Linked DNA regions of Mus musculus: regions 1 and 2 are each linked to region 3. Evidence: chromatin loops called from intact Hi-C (ENCODE). Cell type or tissue: gastrocnemius. All regions are shown on one strand.

Evidence for each region. A loop is a pair of places that touch in the nucleus more often than their neighbours do. Peaks named below come from ENCODE experiments on the same cell type or tissue, not always from the same donor. Only the 100,000 strongest peaks of a DNase experiment are listed, where the experiment ranks them.
Region 1: it touches region 3 in a loop (2.7-fold over the local background); 7 of 42 quality-filtered maps call a loop at or near these places.
Region 2: it touches region 3 in a loop (2.2-fold over the local background); 4 of 42 quality-filtered maps call a loop at or near these places.

What each region holds. Positions count from the first base shown.
Region 1 is chr6:31,395,508-31,403,507 of GRCm38, reverse strand. It overlaps Mkln1 (muskelin 1, intracellular mediator containing kelch motifs), which reads right to left and starts at 4,680. Exons shown (of 18, transcript NM_013791.2): 1 at 4,554-4,680. The coding sequence starts at 4,651. Mkln1os (muskelin 1, intracellular mediator containing kelch motifs, opposite strand) reads left to right here and starts at 4,735. Exons shown (of 3, transcript NR_040300.1): 1 at 4,735-4,893; 2 at 7,714-7,810. In gastrocnemius, no CTCF peak of the experiment used is centred here; DNase peaks (open chromatin) are centred at 3,770 and 4,700; H3K4me3 peaks cover 3,196 bases; H3K27ac peaks cover 3,175 bases.
Region 2 is chr6:31,326,312-31,334,311 of GRCm38, reverse strand. 2210408F21Rik (RIKEN cDNA 2210408F21 gene) reads right to left here. Exons shown (of 6, transcript NR_040262.1): 3 at 5,952-5,980. Among named protein-coding and RNA genes, the nearest start is that of Mkln1os, 68 kb to the left of the region's middle. In gastrocnemius, no CTCF peak of the experiment used is centred here; DNase peaks (open chromatin) are centred at 755 and 3,760; H3K27ac peaks cover 1,100 bases.
Region 3 is chr6:31,449,985-31,457,984 of GRCm38, reverse strand. It overlaps Mkln1 (muskelin 1, intracellular mediator containing kelch motifs), which reads right to left. Exons shown (of 18, transcript NM_013791.2): 8 at 6,401-6,466. Among named protein-coding and RNA genes, the nearest start is that of Mkln1, 55 kb to the right of the region's middle. In gastrocnemius, a CTCF peak has its summit at 4,011 (motif pointing right); a DNase peak (open chromatin) is centred at 4,051; H3K27ac peaks cover 4,973 bases.

The sequences.
Region 1 (8,000 bases), 54 kb after region 3:
CCGGAATCTATACAGTGGATGAAATGAACCAACTCCTGAAATCTGTCCTCTAACCTCCAAACATCTCCTTCTCCCTTCCTCCCTCTCTCATTCACCCTCTCTCTCTAAATGAATAAAGGAACTTAATTTTAACAAATCCATATGTTGTGAAAAAGAAACAGATCTCAAATATGCCATCACAAAACATGCACAGTAAGAGGGCTAGACAAGTACTGTCTAACATGCATAAGGTCTTGGGTTCCAATCACCAGCACCAGCAAGGAAAAACTAAGCAAAGGCTACAACCAACAAAAAGTAGCTCAAGTAAGGAAGACAGAACTACACCAAGTAGATGGTAAAGGCAAGAAGCACATGTTATTATTAGAGATAAAAAGGGACATATTATAACTTTCAAAGGCCCAATTTACTAGAATGATAAAGCTGTAAGTCTGTATACATCTAGTAATGACTTCAAAACATACAGTTCTTAAAGAACTAAAAGGAAAAATTCAGATTCATAACCACAGAATTACCGAGGTACACCTCTCTGTTATAAAAGAGAGAGAGAGAGAGAGAAAGAAAGAAAATATTAACAACCAATAAAACCAGGGATGTAGCTCAATGAAAGAGGACTTGCCTAGCACACACAGGGACAAGTGATGCTGGTTAGCTGGAGCTAAGAAATTAGCGGTGATTAAGAAAAGACCAGCATCAGTGAGTGAAATCTTCTGGGAAGTAATTTCTGAGAGAACAAAGAAGCTGTGTTCCAGAGACAGCCAAGGAAGAATCTCATGTTGGTGGCCAGACTGTGTAAGAGTCACCCTAGACCCTAGATTGAAGACATGAAGGGGTCATGAGAGCAGCTGAGGCTTGGCACCATGAAGAGAGCCTATGAGAGGCTAGTTGTTAAAGTGTAGTCTAGTTGCAGCAAGACCCCAGCAGTTTTGGAGATGCCAGTACCATGGGATGTCCACCAAGATCAACAAGAGCAATGGAGCGGAGGTAGATGAGCCTAGAAGCCAAGCTGTGTGCTACAGAGTGCAGAGCTGGAGAAGTGACCCAAGCAAATCCTGTCTGTAAGCACAGAGCAGCCATATCACACAGTGAAGCAGCTCACGGAGCTTGTGAAGGGAAGTCAGAAAGCCCGGGACCAGAGTCCTCTCTCCAATGCTCTTAGACCCCAGACCTAAACTAGTTAACCTCTCTAAATCTTCCATTCCCTAGCTGTAAAATATAATATCACACTCATACTGGAGTTGGGGCGAATACTAAACATATCTAATTGCACAGAACAATCTGAGAACAGAAGACACTTAATAATTGCTTGTTATTGGTGGAGTTGTTTTAAAATAAGAACGTGTAAGAGGCCCCTGGAAAGCTGTATGCTGTGGGCAAGTCCATACATATTGACCTCAGCTTCCTCAGCTGCAGAACATAGGAAGCTCACTGCACACTGAGCTTAAGAATAAAAACACTATATGAACAAAGCAGCTCAGGAACACCAAACACCCAACAAACTATCACCAGCATCGCTATAACCTACAACAATAAACAGTCAAGAATACAGATCAATGATTTATAAAATGGTTTTACATGTAGTATGTTATCATATCATGTGTCACTTACATGTACCTCTCTTAATTCCAAAATTAGGAATACATTTCAGAAGAAAAAGTAAAATAAAGGAAGATCCATTTAAACACACTGAAAAATAAAAGGCCAATGTGTTAGCATTAAACTTAAAAAAAAAAGTGTGATCTTTAACTAGACCTGTTTTAACATTTTAAGGTCCAAATAGTTTTTTTTGCATTAGAAAAAAAATAGAAGTCCTAGAAAGAAATCTGAGATTGAAATCCTTTTCATGACTTCATGGGGGTGGGAGGGAGGGTTCTAGCCATATGTAGTATATATGCACCTATGTGTACAGAGATAACTGTGTTTGTGCACCCGAGAGGCCAGAGGAGGACCCAGGGTAGCCTACTCTATCACTCTCTGCCTTGTTCCTTTTCTCGCTGAACCTAGAAGCTGGTACCCAGTTAGCCCCAGGGATCCTCCCGTCTCTACCCCACCAAGAGCAATGGGGTCACAAGTGCACCATACAAGACTGAAGACTGTCTATGTTAGCATTTGAACTCAGGTCCTCAAGCTTGTTCACAAACTCTCTCCAGCCGGTATGTGTCTATAAACAACTTAACACAAGCGCCTTTAACAGAATCCCCTCTAATCTCTACAAACCCTCAGACAAAAGCAGTCAAGAAAGCACACTGGGTGGAGAACTGTGGAGCAGGTCCTCTGGATTCAGCTCTGTCCTCACCTAGGTGGATGACCAGAGGCAAATTTGAACCTCTCATCCCTGTTTGCTCATCTGGAAAATGGAGATCTGAGGTCACAGGTGACAACACAGATCTCACAGCCCAGGCTGGCCTTACTTTACTATGTCGCCCAGGATGCCTTACACTTGTCATTCTCCTGCTTCTGCTTCCTAAGGGCTTGCATTACAGGCATCTCCATCCAGGCCCAACACCATGCCCAGTTTTTTGGGATTCTTTAGAAGACTGTTAAGGTTTAAATGAGCTAAAACACTTGAAGTATTCATAAAGATTAGCATGTGAAAGGCATAAGTAATTGCCATTTTTTGTAATTATTACCATCACCCCAAAATGCCTAGATTTCTATCAATAAATATTTGTTCTTTGCTGAACAATTTCAACAAATAGCTGGCTAGACCTTAAAAAAAAATCACACCTGCTTGAGACATTTCATAATACCTTCCACTGTTTCACCCCATTAGAGGTCATTTTAGGGGGCGGGGAAACCAATCTCTTTCTTAAACTTCCTGTCATACAAAGACGTATACTTGCTAACCTAAGTTCAGAACCAAGAATTTTACAACTAAGGCAGACACACACCAGCCTGCCTAACAAAGTTCTCAAACCCAAGCTTCCTAATGCTCATCTGCACTCCTTCACTCCGGACTGCTTAACTCTAAAGGGCTTTAAAATTAAAACTATACTATATGTTTGAAATGTCTTTGTGGTTAAACAAGATACACTAAGTGCAAGTACTAAGTGCAAATAAACTGTTTTCTCTGTGGCCTTAAGGAAGCTATAGCAATGGCTTCTTCCAGCTGCAGTCCAACTGGAACAGCAGGTGCTGTCCCCACTCCAAACTGGAGGCTGACTAAAACCACTATCCCACCAGATCAAGACTCCTTTTAGAAATGCCTCTCTCCTTAACATGCCCATACAACAGGTAATGCAACTGGGATTTGGGCTATCCCAGTCTCATGCCTACACCAGAAGGTAAAGCGATGGCAGACAACCTAAAGTGTAAGTTATCTAACCAAAGACCTGGGGGTGGAAAAAGTCATTCGAGGTAGTTAGTGACACACCACCAACTCTCTAACCTAGACACAAAAAAAAATGTTATCTTCAGATTCAAAGGAGTCAGTCAAAACAAACAACCTTAAAAAGGCCTCCAAAACAAACAACCACACACACACCTCCAAAAGAAAAAACTACCAAAAAAAAACAAAAACAAAAAACAAAAAAACAGAGGTTTACAGAATGAACAGCCACAAGTCCACTTCAAATGAAGGTCGGTGCTTATCCAGCTCACCCTCAAATTAAAAGCTGGGTTCCAATATCAATCAGAGATGTGGCCATGTACCAGCTATCAACAGGCCACAACCGGCCAGATCAGACCACAGGTCAGCCTTCATTGGGCGGGAGCTACAAGGCTTCAGTGCCAACCCTTGACCTGGTGACTAGGAGGAGGGCAGGTGGGCAGTCCGCGGAGGCTGACTCTTCACCCGCAGCTTCAACTTCCAGAGTCCTGACCGACTGGACTCGAGAAATCCAATCTGAACAAACGGGAGGAATTTTAAAAATACGAATGGAACACACTCCCTGTTCAGGACACTCCGGAGATGTAGCAATTTTATTCGAATAGCAACGGAAAACTGCACCCGTTCCTCGTTGTGTTCCTAAGGCCATTTCTGCTGACTTGGTGGTGCCCTCGGGCAAGCCGCACGCCCCCAGACCTGCCCTCCTTCCCTATCTTTTTCAGAACTTCCAGCCCCCCCCCCCGTCCAAAAAAAGCCAAGACACCCCTCTGCCAGTCCTCCAAGTTCTCGCCAGGGTGCGGATGGACTCCCCAACTTCTCTCGCCACTCGTGCAGAGCTAAGCACTTTTACTGCGGGCTCAGGAACTCCGGCGCTGTCCGAGCCGTCCGGGAAGGACCGGGCCCCCGTCGTCGCCCTGACCACCTCCGACGGCGGGGGAGGCTCGCCCGCGGCCCGGGCCCGGAGCCCCGCTCCGCTCCGCCTCACCTCCCGCTGCGCAAGCCCGCCTCGCCGCCGCCACCCGGAGCTCGCTCCCGGGCCCTCAGCCCGGCCTCGGCCCGCCAGGCCGGAGCACTCGGCCGCCGCACTGAGAAGCTCCGGAGGCCGCGCGTTCCCCGTCACAGGCCCCGCCTGGGCCTCTCTCGGCTCCGCTCCCCACACCGCACGCTCTGGCGGGCCGCGCTCTCACCGAGCGGCTCCGACAGCTCGAGCGCGGGGCCCCGCACTTACTCGGGAAGGTAGGTGGAGGAGAAGGAGCTCCACTTATGCAGCGCGTAGGGCAGAAGCCGGCACTCCGGCGCCACAGCAACAGCCCCGCCAGCCGCCATCTTGTCAGCACCGTAGCGGCCACCACCGAGCGCCAGCCCCGCCAGGAGGAGGGCGGGGACGGGGCCTGCTCTTAAAGGGGCCGCGCCGGGAACCCGACCGCGCAGGGCCGGCACTGGCTGCTTGGAGGCCGCTTCCTCGGGTTTCCCACGCTGTCCTTTCCTAGCTGACCCTCCCAGGGAGGCTTTCCTTTCCTGTGAGGCTGGCAGAGGAGTGGCACAGAGGACTTTTCATACAAGCTCAGGTAAAGACAAAGCCAAGGACATTTTGAAAAAAAAAAAAAAAAGAAAGAAACGTCTCCTAGAATAGGAAGGGAAAATTCGATGAGCTTGGGAAGGGAATATCTTTCCATCTTTCCTACTTTGGAAACCACTGCTCTAGCCTGTTTATAAATCCTCTCCGGAAACAGAGGTGAGGAGAATTGAAGTGCAATAATAACGTATGGCCTTTGTCTCTGCAGTTGACCTGGGGTAAAAATGTCCTTGTCACCGTGTTCAAGGGTCAGGTGGAGGCAAGATAAAGGAACAGCTAGTGTGTTCTGCTATCAGTCTGTAAACATTTCTTGTCGGCCTCTCTTACTAATATTCTGATGGCATCGTTGTACCCAGAAATGACATTCGCCCACATACCAGGAAGATGCTCAGAGTTGGAAAGTTGTGTGCCATCATTTGTCTCCGGCATTAAATCTGCTTGCTTTGAATTTTAACATAAATTTAGCCCAAATGTTTGGAAAGAGAGAGATGTTTGAGAAAAGATCGCGTCTTCTTCAGAAGGAATAATGAGTACACCCCACCCACCTCCAACATACATACTGTTCATGAAGCCTGACAGCAGGCATCATTCCAGCTTTTTATCACAAAAGGAACATCTGGCCTAAATAGGTGGCAAAGTTAGATAATGCTCCTGTCTAGTACCTGTTTGTCAGGGTTATAAATATGCCCTTGCTTACCTAGCGGCATCACCCAAAATCGTGTCACTCCCTGCCTAAGAGGTTGGACTCCTGGAAGTTTGGATTGCATCATTGTGTCAACCAGAGGATATTAAAAACTCAAGCAAAGAGTATCTCAATAAATGATCCAATAGTTTTACTCTTTTTGATTATGATCGTTAACCGGCCCATCAAATCTCTCCAATTCTTTATTGGCTTCGTTTCCATTGGTGAAATTTTAGCAGTAGCCTCTACTATGATACCACTAGCAATGTCAGCTAGACCACAAGTATACTCAGTGTTTAAGACTTTGTTGGGAATGAGTATGAGCCCTGAGGTAATGACCCCTGAGGTATTGACCCCTGAGGTAATGACCCCTGAGGTAATGACCCCTGAGGTAATGCTCTAACCCCACTGACTTCAGTTAGATAACTGCCTACCATGGAGGAAGTTAGTTACAGAGAAATTATCTTGGAGGGAAAGATTGTCTTCTAAAAGGGAGAAGATAAGATGGGGATTCACTCCAGTTAGAGGACCCACAATTTGCTAATTCCTCTTCTTTTTGGATCTTAGTAAGTCATTGTTGTTGTTGTTGTTATTGTTGTTGTTGTTTTTCTTCCAGGCAGAGAATTGTATAGTTCCTGATCAACTATATAATGTGAAAAACAGATATAAACCAATTCTTCTTATTGAGATTGTAATTCAATTACAGTATTTCTCCCATCCCTTTCCTTCCTCCAAACCTTCTATATAGCTGTCCCTACTATTCAAATTTATGGCCCCTTTTTCATTAATTGTTATTGCATATATGTACTTGTATATAAATATTTATTCTCCAGTATAACCGGTTGAGTCCGTATAATGTTACCTGAGTTACGTTTTCAGGTGTGACTGTTTGGCACTGGACATTGGCATGACCATTGGCATGACCTCCTCCTTCCCTGGGGAGGCCACTCTCCAGCTCCCAGCTTTACTCGGTGCTTCTCCTCACCTCACCCGCCATGCAGCTTTAAACCAACTCTTCTCAAGTGTTAGACTTTCCTGCAGTTGTTTGTTTGTTTGAGAGGGGAGAGCTGTCATGGTTGTTGTTTTCAAGACAGAATCTTACTTCGTAAACCTAACTGGCCTCGAATTTGCAGAGTACTTCTTACCTCTGCTTCTCTTGAGGACGGGGGTCACCATGCTCAGCTCCTCTGTGGCTTTCTCTTCCCTTCCATTATCAATGGCTTACCAGTGAGCTCTTCAATGAGTGTTCAGCCTCTCTCCTTTTCCTGCTTCCCTACACATGCGTGCGCGAACACACACACACCCTTCCGCACCAGCACTCTATTCCATGACACTAACCACGCATTCCAAATTGCTACTTCCGTGGTGCATATCCTCTCTGCCCTCAAGACATGGTCTCTTCCTAGCCTGGAACACCTCCCACCCCACATTCTACCCTGCTTGTTTTTCAGATCATTTTATCTCAGGAGATCTTACCCCATCACCTACGTTATGGTCACTTGACACTTTCTTCATTTCCCTTAACCCCCGGACTCCCCTCCCTTAGTTTAACAATCACCACACTGTGTTTCTAGTTCTTTTGTGTTTCTCTGTCCTGAAAAGATAACTCCCATTGTGGTAGGAGCCACGCATATCCGGTTCCCAGTCATATCTATGGTTTGTAGTCTCAATGGAGTGTAGCCTAGTACATAGTAGATGCTCAGTGAGTGCTCACTGAGGAAGAAATAAATTGTGCTGAGTTTCAGATAGAGGCTGGGGTACTACATAGGAAAACTGAGTGTCACACACTGTAAATGTCCCTAAGACATGAGCACAGTGTGAGGCCACTCACCATAAGGAGAGCACGGTTTTCTTGTGACACAAATAGGTGCTCCTGTGTTAACAGAAATACAAACAGGTGTGTTGATACTCAGCCCAAAATTTGTAGAAATGTTAAAATAAAATTGGAGACTCAGGAACCTGCAGACTCCTCAGGAGATCCCTGACAAATCAGACTTCTAGGGGTCCATCTTTACCCTCCTCCGCCTTGGAGCATGACTGTGGGTGATGGGATTGTATCCAGAGATGCACATGAGAGGCCTGGGAACAGACAGCAGCCAGACAGTCACCCTGTACCATTGTACTTCACAGAGGGGGTCTATAAAACCATCATGGAGCCGGAGGATCAACAGTGTGATGGCAGCACACAGCCCCAGTGAGCCAGTCTTCTTGTCCCCCAGAGGCCCGTGTGAGTACTTCTCCCAGAGGGTCGCTATCTTAGGGGTTTTCAGGTTTCTCTCTCTCTCTCTCCCTCCCCCCCCCCCCAGAGGAAGACTTATCAAGGAAAGCTCTGATGCCCCAGGCATTCCCGGATGCTAGGGAGACCAGGGTGAGCAGCAGAGCCAGACAAGGCTGCACTTCATAAAGCTACCATGTTC
Region 2 (8,000 bases), 120 kb after region 3:
ATGGGTAGCCTCAGGTGACACATCACTCTCTTGACTCAGCTTCCTGAGCACAGCAGCTATGTGTGTGTGTGTGTGTGTGTGTGTGTGTGTGTGTGTGTCACCATGCTTGAATAAATCAACCTGAAAGTTAATGTCTGCCTACAAGCTAAGTTTCTAAACTCTGAGATTAATAAAGTAAAAAAATATATATATAGGGGCGGAATTTTTCTCCTGATTATTGTAACAAAGGGCTATCTTAAGTTAATAATTAAATATGTTAATAATTAAAAGGCAAAAAAATCCAGTAGAAAGAATAAGCAAAAGATTGACTTTCCAAATAATAAGCAAAGAACTCCCTGTAACAATCAAAGAAATGGTTTATTGTTGTTCAAGTTCTGCCTACGTATGTGTTCTAAGCTTCCGGGTAACGTGAGCTAAATGAGACCTCACAGTCAAGGCTGAAAATCTATGGAACCATTTTTTTTCCTGCACTAATCCCAAACCTAAATCTCTCAATGTTAACACCCCCGACTGAGAGTGGAGACAGAAAAGAGCTGGCAGCCTCAGAAGGAACAGTCCAGCATTGTCTGGGCCTGGTAGACAAATGTCGTCATCTGAGGAGGAGGAGGAATGTGGAGGGCAGTGTCCCTAACCTGCAGGTTGTTTCTCAAGGAACGAGCAAGCTTTGCTCTGCTTTCTGCAGAGCCGCTGGAGTCTTGGTATATTCCATGTGTGGCCCCTGGGGTAGCGGGACCTCCAGGGAACTTACAGATGAGCATTAGACTGCCTTCCATCTGGCCTCTTGAACTGGAGCCGGCATCTCAGCTAGCTCCCCGGGTGACTGCATGCACAGATCTTACAGTGATTGCACGCACAGGCTTTACAGTGCAGTCCTAGGGCAGCCTCTGCCAGGCTCACTCTACACAGGTGCTCTGCCATTGCCGCCGGGATGGAATGCGCAGGTGGTCTCCAAGGAGCCCTTCGAAACTAAATTGCTGGATTTAATGAAAAGTGTCACACTCAGCCAAGTCGAATGTTCTCCACTTTACAAAGGGCTTTAAGATTAATGAATTAATAAAGGTGCCATGGTGCCGCTGCTCCAACAAGTGAATTTAGAGTTCTTATTAGCATCCTTTCACTGGGCATCTGGATAGACCCAGGAGGCCTCAACTAGGATGACCCCCCATCTCTCACACATCCTTTCCCATCCACCTCTTCAGGAGGGGAAGCGTCGTGGGATGTAACATCAAGAGAACTGTGACGGAAAGATACGCCTGCAGGAACTGGAGAAAAAACAACATGTGGTCTAAGAATACTTACTGCTCTTTGCCTGTCTATCACTAGTACAGTCCATAAGCTTTCTCCTGGTATCATCCAAAGGTGTGTGTGTGAGAGAGGGGTGAGGGTTGGGAGGAGAGGACAAAAAGACAAGAAAGAGAAGGAAAAGGGTAGCTGGGTGTGGTTTGCTCTCCCTTCAAACCAGTACTTGGGAGACAGAGGCAGGCAAATCTTTGTGAGTTTGAGGCCAGCCTGATCTACACAGCAAGTCCTGGACAAGCCAGGGCTGCATAATGAGAGTCTGTTTAAAAAAGAAAGAAGTGGGGAGCAGGGGTGGGGGACACCAAGATCTAGTAATCTTGTGCCGTCCTATGAATGGACAGAGGCATGGATTCTGGGCACTGAAGTTGCCTCCACCCCCACCCCGAGGCCACAGTGTACACACCAGCACCTCCATCTTAATTCAACTTGCCCTCTCCCAGCCTCTCCACTGAGCAGACCATCTTGGTAGCAAGCCACCCTCCAGCTTCAAGGTTGTTTCTGGATTTGGGGGCTGCCAGAAAACCAGTTAGATGCAAGGAAACAAAAGAGATTCAGGGGCTAGAGAGGCATTCGTTCGGCTAATGAGTGAGATGACTCACGGGCTGACTCAGAGGAACAGGGCGAACAAGGCTCGACTGGGAGAGAGAAGCAGTGGGGAGTAGACCTCAAAGGAGCCCTGCAAGCCAGATCTAGGAGGCCAGGGACATACATGATGGTTTGGGTTTGGAGGGGTAGCAGAGCCTCAAACAGAGGGAGATAGGGCTGCTTCTTCTTCTTCTTCTTCTTCTTCTTCTTCTTCTTCTTCTTCTTCTTCTTCTTCTTCTTCTTCTTCTTCTTCTCCTTCTCCTCCTCCTCCTCCTCCTCCTCCTCCTCCTCCTCCTTCTCCTCCTCTTCCTTCTCCCTCTCTTCCTCTTCCCCCTTCTCCCCTCCTTCTTTTCCTCCCCATCCTTCTCCTTTTCATCATCTTCCTCCTCCTCCTCCTCCCCCTTGTCCTCCTCCTTTCCCATCTTCCTCCTCTTCCTTCTTCTTCTCCTTCTCCATCTTCTTCTTACCCCCAGAAGTTGGGTTGTGAATCTATAGCCTTCTGTGCTCTGAGAGCCGTGTAGTATCCTCCAGGAACAGTGAACTGCTTGCAGGCAAATCTCAGGGCACAAACTCAGCAGGGATTGTCATCAGGTCCCAGGCAGTGAGCAGAACCAGGACCCACCCTCTAGGTTTCTAGTACATTATGGGGCGGGGCGGGGCAGGGGGGGGGGAAGCTCTTTTGATTTTTTTTTTTAAAGAAGTGTTTTACATTTGAGAACACTGTGATCCAACCTGTGCTTATAAATATATTGAAAATGGTTCTAAACATATGACTAAGGCATCTTCTCCTTTGTGAATGGCTAATTGAGGTTTTGAGATGGAAGATTCCAAGGCTGATTATTGTTTTGAAGGTTAGTACTTACATTGCCATATGAGGTTGTACCTGAAATGATATGACTGTCCACCTACACAGTAGAACCAGGTCTCTGGAAGATCACAGCTTTGTGACCTGGTCGAGTGTAGGGACAGACTACTAGGTGATGAATTTTCTTCATGTGTCAAATAAGTGGCAAAGGATCAAACCGGCAGCCTCAGCCCATTCCGTCAACGTAAACCCACTGAGCTAGCTATAAATAACTTTAGTTGATTACATATTTATATGTAATTTGATGGTTGATGTCGCAAATGTACTTCAGCAGAGCAGTATGAGCAGAGGCAGGAGTTCTTGGCAGCTTGGCAACCTGTCACCTTTCAAAAAAAGAAAAAAAAAAAAGCCATAGAATTTCAGCATCCCTGGCCCCAACAGACAGCAACAGTGTTGGTTGGCTGTTGTTAATTTCAGCCTTGGCTAACTACTTTTCTGTCACCATCATGTTGCCTGTATTTAATGCTGGCTGTTTTATAACATTATAACCCCATCTGTCTGATAATTATGGAAGTGCTGGAGAGTGTTGAGTGTGCTGATCATAGCAGGCTTATTCTGATGAAAATAAAGAGAAAAGTCGTCAGAGCTGCACGTGGGTAAGAAGAAATGGTTCATTCGTCTACACTGGAGATCAAACCCAAGGCCTCTGCCATGCTAGGCTCTACCAGGGAGTATTGGGCTCATCCTGAAAGACAGAGAGACTGAAGACATTTTGGATATGCTGGTGGGCCTGTGCAGTAAACAGTCATCTGGGAAAAAAAAGAGAAAAAAAAATCTTAAAAAGGGAAACTCATTTGAATGCCTCCTTAGGAGATGAGTGACAACACGGAATACATAGACTCCAAATGCAAATTCAGGTAAGGGCTGAATTCCATACAAGCATTTAGAAGCCAGGCGTGTTCGAAGACACTTGAAACCTTTGCTGAATGGGATGGTTCTGTAGAGTCAAGGCCACTTAGATGCAAACAGCCTTCCAGGTCTCCTGTGAACCGCTAAAGCGGAAGGCATTTGGCAAAGCTCACCAACGGCTGCCTTCTCCAATTTTCAGTCCGTATTAACTGGTCTCCTTTGAACGAAGTGACCCAGTTGAATAGATTGGCAAGACAGGGAACAGCTTAGGCTTAAAGCTTTGAAGGAACCAACTTAGCTTCCCAAACTTAAATCACTTTTGGCAGCTCTGCTTATTAACAGTCTTTCAGAGTTCACTGGTTTTAAAGCACATACACACATTTCTGCATATTTTACTAGCTTATGCTTTTTTTCTTCTTTGCATAGTTCCTGAACATAATTTTGTGTTTATGTGTAGGTGTGTGCATGTGTACATGCGTCTGTATTTGTACATGTGTGTCCTTGTGGAAGCCAGAGGACAGTCTCAGGTGCTATTCTTCAGTTGTTCTACCTTGAGTTTTGAGACAGGGTCTCTCACTGTGTTCTGGGACTTGACAGTTAGGCCAGCAAGGCCCAGATGTCTCAAGTCTCTGCTTCTCTGTCACTAGGTTTACAAGTACACACCTTCGTACCTGGATTTTCCACATGGGAGTTAAACTATAAATAAGCATCAAGTTTAGACAGGACCTCCTTTACAGACTAAGCTTTCTCTCCCCCCAGCTCTTAAAAAAAAATCAGTAGTTTGGCATCCCATTTTCTTACTGTGTCATCTGACCCATCTTTTTCTGGACTGAGAAGAATACTTATATTAGAGGCAGGCGGATTTCTGAGTTTGAGGCCAGCCTGGTCAACAAAGTGAGTTCCAGGACAGCCAAGGCAACATAAAGAAATCCTGTCTCAAAACACGGAAAAGTTAAAAAAAAAATTGTTTCTAAAAATTTATTGGATTGCCACTACAGTCTTTTTGTATATATATATTTTAAAATTATATCCTTGACCAATATCTGTGTTTCAACTAGTGATAGGTAGGAATGCTTTCTATATTAAAAGTCCTACATCCCTGGTTTTTCATGGGTCTTACTTTGTTTCTAGTGGTCACCATTGTCTTTCATCTCTAAATCTGAGGTAATACCAACCCTGATTAACATGCATGGCCGATGGAAAGATTTAATGGGAAAATATATGAGGAAATGCTGTGATGCACTAAGCTTTGCCACACTGTTCTTCTAGTGATGAGACTACCCAGAAATGAAAGGGACTGGACTGGCTAATATGTCTAGCATGGACTTATAGACAAGTTTATACCATGCCCTTGAAAATATCTTTCCAAACAAAAGATTAATTTTAGTTTTAATAATTATTAGGGATTGCTCCAGTTCATATACTGACTGGCTTCCAAATATCTAAATGTTAAGATTGGTCCCAAGGTCAATCCTGCAGATCCAAAGCTGCAAGATCTCCATGACACAGGGCAACAACAGGATACCCAAAAGGAGTCCCATGAGGATCCAGTATTGGTAGGGTAGCAGAAGCCAGAGTCCTGGAACCAGACAAATGACTCATTGCAATGAACATTTACAAGAAAAGAAGTGTGGACATAGGGTATACAGTGTGACACACTGTGACATATTAAAACTTAGACAAAGAGATTTTATTTATTTATTTATTTATTTATTTATTTATTTCTCTATCTATGTATATTTTATGGGGGCTGCAAGGGCAGAGAGGAAATACAGGGAACGGGGAGAATAGTGGGACTAATGTGCATGATGTGATTCACAAAGAATCAATAAAAAGTTAAATTAAAAAAAATTGGTTCCAAGGTCGTGCTAGAATAAGGTGGTAGTGGGACATTGTGGGATCACTGAGGGACTGCCCTCAGAAGGGAGTATGGGACTTTCACCCCCCTCTCTCTTTGCTTCTTAGACATGAGGGGGAAGTTTTCCTCAGTCTCTCACTGCTACCACAGAGTGCCGTCTAAGCACAGGCTCAAAGACTGAGGCCAAGTGGAACTTCTATGACAGAAAGCCAAGATAAACCTTCTCTCTTGATAAGTTAATTATCTTAGGTATTTTGTTACAGTGGAGGAAAGCTAAGTAAGACAAGACCATTATGAAAATCAACAAAGATGATTAACAGAAAAGCTCTCAGAAACTTTTTAGACGATCCCACATAAAGCCAGCTCGTCGTTGCTCTCACGTCCTTTGCATTCTATTGAAAGCCCTAATCAGCCAAGTACAGACTTGTTAAAACAAGAACGGCTCCACATTCAACATGATTTTTACCTCAGCCTGACGAGCTATACGCAGCTCACCTTCCCAAGCTGTCCTATTCTTGGCTCCTCTTCATTTGAAAACAAAAAGAGGTCAGTCAGTGGAACACTCCTCTGCAACAGAATGAGGCATTTTTAATTATGCATTTTTATAAATAGATAAGGAGAAGATATTTAAATGAATACACGAGGCTCCACTCTCAGGGATGCTCTAACTCTCCCTCTGCCCTCACCCTGGTCTCCATGGTTTCTCGCATATCATTCCCGTGTTTCCTATATGCAAACAAACACAAACAGACAGCACTTCCCTGTTCATACATGAAGTCTGTTTGATTTCCCACCTCACTTTTTCCAACCTGCTAATACATCTTGAGGGTTGAGAATGATGCTCCATGGTAGAATATTTTTTTAGTATGTGCTAGACCCTATTTTCTTTTTCTTTAAATTAGGTATTTTCTTTATTTACATTTTAAATGTTATCCTCTTTCCTGGTTTCCCCTCCGAAAACCCCCTCTCCAATCCCCCCTCCCCCTGCTCACCAACCCACCCACTCCTGCTTCCCTGTCCTGGCATTCTACACTGGGGCACCGAGCCTTCTCAGGACGAAGGGCCTCTCCTCCCAGTGATGCCCAACAAGGCCATCCTCTGCTACATATGAGGCTGGAACCATGGGTCTGGTTGGTAGTTTAGTCCCTGGGAGCTCTGGGGGTACTGGTTAGTTCATATTGTTTTTCCTCCTATGGGGCTGCAAGCTCCTTCAGTTCTATTGTGGATGCCAACAAGTGCTTGCTGACAGGAGCCTGATATAGACCCTATATTCAATCCACACTGCCATAAATCAAAGTAAAACAAAACGTCCCTGAATATATCTTGAGAAGAAGACCGCCTATGGAAAGATACAGGGTAAACACAGGTCATGATGACATTGCCCTTGATAAGGACATTATAAAATCTTGTCCCATCACTGAAAAAATATAATTACGTGAGGGGATATATATGTTAAGTAACCTGATTTAGCCATTCTACAATGTATACATATACCAAAACATGGTGTATACCACAAAGACATAAGACATAAGACATGCTTTAGTCAACCAAGAAAATTACCTAAAGATAATATAAAGAAAATGAACAAATCAAAAAAAAAAAAAAAAAAAAAAAAAAGGAGAACCCAGCCCTTCCCCTTAATCTTATGTTCATTATGTCACCATAGTCAGGGAATCTCAGAATTGGCTACTGTAAAGGATTTGTCATTCAGGCATCAAAACCTGCTTTCTCTTTTTCTGGGGAGTATTTTGTGCCCCTTACCTTGCCCTGTGTGTTGGCGCTGCTGCTGTTGTTGCTCGGGATCAATCTCAGAGCGTTAAGTGCACATTCAACCACTGAGTGACTCCCAAAACCAAGGCTGTGTTCTAATTTTCCTCTTTGCTGGGTGTGGACACATGACCGAATTACAGCAGATAAATATGAGCAGAGGACATGAGAACCACTTCTCGGTTCAGCCCAAAATCATAACCCCAATACGCCACATTCTCTCTCACTTGCCAGCAGTTTGGTAACAGCTAGAAATGGCTCTGTAGGTTGCACATTTGAAGGATGGAAGAGTCACGAGAGAGAAAGCCTGCTGTCTTTGAACTGCTGCTAGAAAGAATAGTACAGCTCTTGGATGCTATATGATAAGAGAACCTTCCCGTATTCCTGAGTCATGAGATCACTTTCCAGGTAGACTACAGCAGCCAGTATTGTCGTCATCGACACAGACAGCAAACACTGAGCCCCTTTAATCCATCCTTCTGTCTGTGTGAGTCTCTCAGGAGTCTAGATATCTGGGATCTCACAAGAACCCCCAGTGGACTGTGAGCTCCTTGTGGGAAGTGACTACCATTCATGTTCATATCCTTAGTGCCTAGAGCAAGCGGCAAATAGCTGGTGTCTAGTAAACCCTATAAATCCTTTTGGAAGAATGAGTGAGTCCCGGACATCCTGCAGGGACAATGGCTTACTTTACTGCCCTGTCAGTTAGTTTGCTATGACCCCACTGCTTTTTTCTGTTGTCCCTTGAAATATTAGAACATTATTAATATGGCACTA
Region 3 (8,000 bases):
GGGCTGTCATCTAAGATTTTGTCATGTTCTCATATTATTTCAAATTTTAAGCAACTTTTCTAAGTAAAATGTCCATAAATGCTTCACCTGCTCTCAGAGTAAGAACAGTCCACTGGAGGAAGGTTGAGTTCTAGTGCTAACTGGATCAAAACTGAAATGTCTTCCAAAGGCTTTTCTTGAAGTTGGTCCTAGTTGGTGGAACTCTCAGGAGGAGGCCTTAGTTGTAAGAGGTCGGTTACTAAGAGTAACCTTTTAGATACTATGCTGCCCTGGCAGCCTGTCCTCTTTCCTGGCCTCCACTGTGTGAGTAGTTCTGCCAACCCTTTCCTACACTGAACAAAACTCCCCTAAAATTTGTCAGGTGTATTGTCACAGTGACAAAAGGCCTTGACTAATGAAGAAACCTGATTCCAGAGAAGTAGGCCTGTTGTTGCCACTAACAAGGCCATGTGGTTCCTTGAACTTGGTTTGTAGAAAGAGCTTAGAAATGTTTAGGGCAACAGCCTAGAGAACAACTAGGATGGCAGAGGGAGAGCTTAGCTGGAATCCCAATGGAGCTCAGAAGACCATGTGACTGTGTAGACAGATTTGAAAACCTTTGTTTGTTTAGAAAAACTACACAAGTTTGAAACATGAAGACATGGTTTCTGAAGAGCTTGGTGCCATTTCAAAAGAAGCCAGGTTGAGACAATAGGAAAGATGCCACAGGAACATGTTGGGAATTGGCCAGATGCCCATCCACTGCAAAGAGTAAACACATTAGAAGACTTTTCATTGAGAAATCAGAGCCTCTAGGGCACTATGACCTCACACCAAAGGAAGTTATTTCCCAAAGATGATTTCACCATGCCGATCTACCCAGGCACCCTGAGCCCTCTTACACTGTCAGCAGACTTTGGTGTAGTTTACCTAATGCTGGTTTTGCAGACATATAGAATGCTAGAGTCAAAATCATGAAGGTTTCTACTCAGATTTCAAAGAAAGGCTTAGAGGTGAGACAATGTGTACATAGAGTTCCTGCAAGGGAAATGCATGAAGCTGTGGGGACGAAGCCAAAGATACAAATGAACACCAGGAAGTTAAGATGTTTCAGGAACATGAGATTATACTGAGGACTGCTGCAGGCAATGAGAAAAGCTAGCCTTAAAGAGAGGCCCTGTGAGTTTTAACCATCAAATGGTGAGAAGACAACCCTCTTAGAACTGGGCTCTCACATACCCTGGAGACTGGAGACAGGCTATAAACTTCATTTCTGTAAGTCCGTTCCTCCATTTTGGAAATGAAAATATTTACTCTTGTCATTTTATGTTTGAAGTTTACCTAACTTATTTTATAGAGACCTACCTATCTTTAAAAGCTTGAGTCTTAGCAGAGATTTTGGATTTGAACTTCTAGCCCTTACAGGCTGACTCCTAAAGGCTTGGTCATGGCTAAGAAGCACAAATTCAGTAGGTTCTAGGAACTGTAGGAGGTGGGTATAGCTAGAAGTAGGTCCCTGGAGCAGTGTTCTTAAGGGTTGTATCTTCTCTTAGTTTCCTGTCTATGTTGCCTCCTTCCTTCCTTCCTCCCTTCCTTCCTTCCTTCCTTCCTTCCTTCCTTCCTTCCTTCCTTCCTTCCTTCCTTCCCTCCCTCCCTCTGCTTCATGGCCACCATGATGGACTAAAACCTCTAAAACTGTGAACCAAAATAAATACTTTCTTCCCCCCTAAGCTATTTTTCGGAGGTATCTGGTACCAATGGCAGGAGATTGTTAATCTTATTACAAAACTCTGTTGGGAATCCCCCAGATCTAAGTTATATAAAAACATTCTGAAAGTTGTCAAAAATGAACATTTCTATTTTTAAAAAGGAAAAATTAACAAAAACAAACCTCCAGTTACCTTTCAGCTTCTAAGAATCCCAGACACAGTAACAACTGTATTACTGAACTGGAATCCAAGCTAACCAATACCTGGAATCCCTTTGGCACTATAAAACTATAAAACAATTATTTTAAACTACTAAAAATCTGTCTTATTTCGTAACTATAAAACAATCTATTATCATTAGTTAAATAGCATTGTTTCCTAAATGACATACAGTAATGTCCAGACACATAATTTTACAGGAAGAAGAAATCAAAGAATTTTCATCTGGCTTAAGATTATATGCCAAGACCTCACTATAACAGCAATTAACCCTGTTAATTTCTGAAGCTTGTAGAAGGAGGACCATATAACTAAAATAGCAGTAGCAATTGACCTTTTGTTTTATAGTACTTCTGGGCACCCTCTGGATAAGGTTACCCTGGTTCATTAACTTTAATAACCCTTCCTCTTAGGCTCTGAGTTCTCAATGTTCTTTCTGAAAAGCAGGTCTCTTTGTACGCATAAACTCTCACAGCAAAGAAAGCCCACATTTCCACAACAGCCTCATTGATAGCTGAGCAAAATAAAATCTGGCACAGGGCAAACATCCCAACAGAATCAAGCCAAGATGTCATTCCTGTCCATGGAAGCTTTGTGGCCCAACTGAAGCAATAGTACAGCGAAATGAATTCTGTAAAAACTTATTTTTTGATATACCCAAATAAAAGAGGTATAACAAAAAATTTTAATTACATCACCTAATCACTTAAGTTTCACAAAGATAAATCACCCAGAAACAAATACCAAAAAGTGTTACTAATATATAAAAGATAAAAAGGTTTAAACTATGAAGCTATCTAAGGAGAACTATGGAAAGAAGTACGGTGTAGAAAAGAAAGGAAAAGCATCAATCTTAGCAGGGAATCCGGCCTACTGGAAGTCCATGCCCACACATACAAGTCCTGTAACGACATGCGTGGATATCCTGAGGAACACAATCTTCCTCAAGCAGCAACCATCTTCTGTTCAGTATTCCCCTTAAAGGAATATAGGCTATCCTGGCTATCAATTTCTCTTAGCACTCCAACAATATCTATTTGAAAAGATTAAAGCACTGATTTGAACTTACAAACCACTGAAAACAAAGTTGGAATAGTTCCTTAGCCTTGAAAAACTTACAATCTGGATGTGACTATACAGGGTATGTAAGTGACCACAGGGCAGAGGAGACCAAGTCCCATATGAAGGCAAAAGCACAACAGGCAATCTAGGACAGAAGAGTACCTGGCTGAGGGACACAGCACAGACTTGGGGGAAGAGTAGCTTTGTGTTCTGGCACAGTAAACGAGGCACAGAAAAGCTGTTCAAGCAAAGTAAAATGAGTAACAATGATATGGAGACAGCGTGACAGCAGTGTTTTAAAGGCATAAACTCCAAAGTCAGGCTTCAATCTCCACTCTCTACAGCTGTGTGACCTCAAACGTCCTTGAACCACTAGTTTCCTAATTTCTAAATATGGTTACCTTTCATAAAGACACAGTGAAGACCTATACATTGCATTCAAAGAAGTTAAACTATATGATAAATAAGTAAATAAAAGAAAATGTATAAAAAATAAGGACACAAAGGTAGTGGCCAGACAGGAAGTTTAAAAAGACAGGCAGTGACTAGATCAGGGCTTAAACTTAATCCCACAAACACTGAAGGAACTATAGAAAACCTTAAGAAGAGGGGTTGGTTAGGATCTGAACTTGCTGCAGAACTGACTGAAAAGAAAGACATAGGGAATGAGAGAGATCGGTGGCAATATGATTAATAGTAGCCTATTTTCAAAATTTCAAGCCAATTTCCTTTAAGAGACCATTTCAGGCAATCACCAATCAATCCACAAATTACTATTTCACAAATGTTACAATTAAACTATAATTCTTGGGTACAAAGGATATAACATTTAGTACTAGAACCAAATAAACCATGGATCTACAGTGCTATAATTTACACATTGAACATGAATTAAAAATAAGGGAGGTATGTTAAAACAAGTAAAGAATTTGGCCTTTGTACACCATTTGTATACATTTTTGTATAGTAAAACAGGCTTTTGCTTCAAGTACTCAACTGCAGTATCTACCACTATACTTAGTAAATCAGGCTGCTGATTGCATAAACCTCCACAAGATGGCACACTACAATTAAACAAGTTTGCCCATTTTGAAACTATAGACTGTATCAACTATGTCCTAACAGATACAGCCAAAAAGTCAGACACAAAATCAAGTATCAACAAGAAGGCAGGAGCCAGTGAAGTGGCTCAGTGGATAAAGTCTGATGCCCTGAGTTAACCTGACTACACAAAGTTGTCCTCTGGCCTCCATATACACATTGTGACACTCACACTCACACTCAAACACAAATCATACATAGCACAAAAGGCAGAATTGTAGCCACATGAATGAATGTCTGATTGCAGTTAACAACCCAAACTCTACTTTATTCACGTCATTAAAAAGCTTAAGGGGAACTGAGATTTTTTTTTTTGAAGCACTTTAATATGGTTGCTACAGAGGTAGTCCAGGGTTCAGAAAGTTATGGAGAGCCTCTGCGACAACTCCACCAGCTTCTTTGCAGGTATCAAAGAATGGTATATGTTACCTGAGTCTTATAACCTACTCAGAGGGCAGCCATGGGATTTATACTTTAAGTTCCTAAAATTCAGCAATAATTACACGGGAAGAATAAATAACCTAAAATAAGACATTCTATGCTTAAAAAACAAAAACAAAAACAAAACACGTCTTTTCACACAACCTGTTTTACCTAAATCACAGTTGAAACCCAACTCACAATTAAAGAATATTAAGTAAACAGGTATCAGTTTCTGAGACTATAGTTAATAAAATTAACATACCGATAGATACAGTAAGACACAGCATCACATTTATCTGCTACTACGGAAAGTACAATATGGTTCATGATGGAATAAGTTTTGGCAATTAAATATTAAAATTTAAGTATAAACTTCTATGGTTACTTTACCCTCGGATCTGGCATTAAGCAAGCTTCTATTCAAACTACTGACTGGAAAAAAACACTGAAACTTAGAAACTATTAACCTGAATGTTTAAGAAAACAAGGTACATGAAACACTGGGAAGGAACAACTGCTTTGGCATACAACCACATCAAATAAGCCAAAATAAAACGTACTTATTTTACAGGCATACACCATTATGCCTAGCTGTACTTGGCTTTTAATTTATTTCCATACATGACTCACTGCTATTTGTGGCTATTTTGTTTTTTCCCTTTTAAGCCTTGCTGGAAAAGGAGCGTGACTTCTACTGTATTCTGTATCTGACCTACTCCTAACTGACACGCCTAGTACAGGCATGAGACAGCACCATGCTGCACTCCATCCAGCCCTGCTCACACCTCAATTAACTCATATAAACTCTTGAGACTAGAGAAACCCACTTAGAAACTGCTACAATTCTGTCTCTAGTGCATAAAACAGATTACGGTAGGAAAGATGTCCACACCTTCACCTTCTGAGCTTCCCAAGAAGAACCTCTGCTAAATGTAATCTTCAGTGACATTGTAAAACTAAGTTCTGACCTGACATTTGCTATCAGTTCAATCTTTCTTTTCCACCTTCAAATTCCATAACCTATTTTTAAATGATCTTTTTCTCATATGTGCACATTCCCTGTCACGTATGGTCTCTTTCCCACAGACAGCAGGGGAGTAAGCACTCTGGAGCTTCTGCCTGCTGAAGGTCAGCTTTAAGTGTCAAGGTTGACAAACTGGAACAAAGTGCATTTTGCTGAGGAAATTTAAGGGGTTTCTCCACACAATTTCTCTTAATGTGTTAATAACAAGAAAACAGTCTATATACAATTTGCCTCTTTAATAAACAAACCTGATACAGGGAAACGAGCGCTTAAGAGGCCCCGTGCTATTCAAGCCTACTTCTGTAGGTCAGGCGAGTATTTGCAAGAAGGGGCACGGATTAGGAAGCAAGATGAAAGAAAAGTTTTCCAAAGACTCTAACAGTACTCTCGAATTCTAAAGTTACTATATATTTAACAAAGTGTAAAGTGTTCAGTCTTATTACTAATAGTTTTTGAAAATAGTCAGACTTAGTTTCCAAACTGCATTTTTCTAACTATTCACAAAATAATATGAATCTACAATATTTTTACTCAAGTACTAAGGCAGCACAACAAAGTAATAAAATGGTATAAATACTCTTAGAAAAAAGTAAAATGCTGTTTGAGCAACTACTGGCATTATACAGAGTAAAGGTTTATACACTATAACTACTGAAAGGCCAAGTTTCTCTTAGGGTATCTAACTTCATCAGCACAGCAGCCTCCTCGCTCACTGTCAAGTTTTAGTGCTTCTTGTCTTTGCTACTCAGTTTAGTGACTACTATCTAACCTTGTCATAATGGAAAGAGAAGTGTCCACTCTTATAAACGATCTTAAATGTAGGCACTGATACATACAGCACGCAGCTTTAGGATGACGACGGACTGCTGCTAACGGGACTCACCTGTCTGGACGTCAATGACCATTTGATGGCCCCCTCTCATTCCTGGTCTGTTATCTTCTCCATCGCCTGAAGAAGAAAATATATTTTCTATAAAGAAATAATAAAACCTTGAATTCTAGAGGAGTAACCCCACTCTAAAGGGCAGTAACAAGCATTCCACATTGACTCCTTCAAAATATTACAAATAAGTAAAAAGAATTCATAAAGAAAAAATACTTTTGTTTCAAATATTCAAACAGTTACAGGATTCTAGGATACAGTGTGTCTGCACATGTGCTTAAGATCAAACACAGGTCCCCACAAATAATAAGCAAGGATTCACCCACGGAGTTACATTCTTGGCTCTAAGGTTACAGGATGCTAATATCACATCTGATATATGGAAGGCCTAAAGTTTTATAAATAAATCTCCCATTAGTTGAAATAAAGTAGTTTGGCAAATAGACTTCCCTGTTTTTTGTATGTAAATTGACATTATCTAACTCTGTACTAACTACACAGAAACACTATAAAATAACTGAAACGTCAACTTTTATACAGTTTTAAGCTACTTAATGATAAGGAATACTTTATGAGAAATGCACTATTAGGTGAATTCTGTTTTTGTGTATACATCTGTATATTTACACAAATCTACATGGATTGCCTATTTTATACCTAGCCATATGGCAAAACACGTTACTACACTAAGTATTAACTTTAGGCAACTACAATGTCTACATTTTTCAAAATACATAATTACAGAAAAGGCTCAGTACTTAAACTAGATAAGAATTTTTCAGCTCAATTAAAAGCTCCTGGGATCATCATTATTGACCAAAATGTCACTATGAAACATATGATTGTATACAGAAACCAGAACAAAGCCAAAATCTTTCATCTACTCTGTACTCAACAATTCTTTCTCCTTTGTCACAGCTAGGCCGTTCATTATCACTAAGGCCTTGCCCTCTTCTCTCCTCCAGCCAGTCTGTTTTCTCTCAAAAATAAATTAAAAAAAAATACTAAGAAATTAACTTTTAGTATTAAGTGTTTTACGTATTTAATCTGTTTGCAAATATGTGTCTAAATAAAATCACCTTACATAGGACTATAAAAATATAAGTATGTTCACACAACATACTTCAAGAGGAAATTTCAATGTTTATTAATGATTAAAGCTATAAAAGGTTTCTCACAAGGGAAGATAAAGTCTTGGAAACATATGAAGACCACAAGAACCAAGTGAATACCTCCTGATTTCTTTAATGTAAACTTATGCAATAAAACATTGCTTCTATCTGACAAGTCAACACAATATACAATACAGTGACAAGAATCCCACCATACAAAAATAAGGGGTTAATGAAGAAGACTCAACTCTGAATCAGATTCTGAGTTTGAAAATCAAAACAAACAAACCAGTCTCTATTAGACATAAAGGCCCTAAGGATCTCCGCCTCCCAGAAGAAAGCATGAAAGCAATCACTCAGGCATTCAAGTACTCAAGTGCCTCTAAGATGCAACTATACTGCACATAATTTAATTAGAATTATAATGTCAACCTTATTATTATCTGTGTATAAGTTCATCATTTGTCCCTTTTATTCTCAAAAGGTCC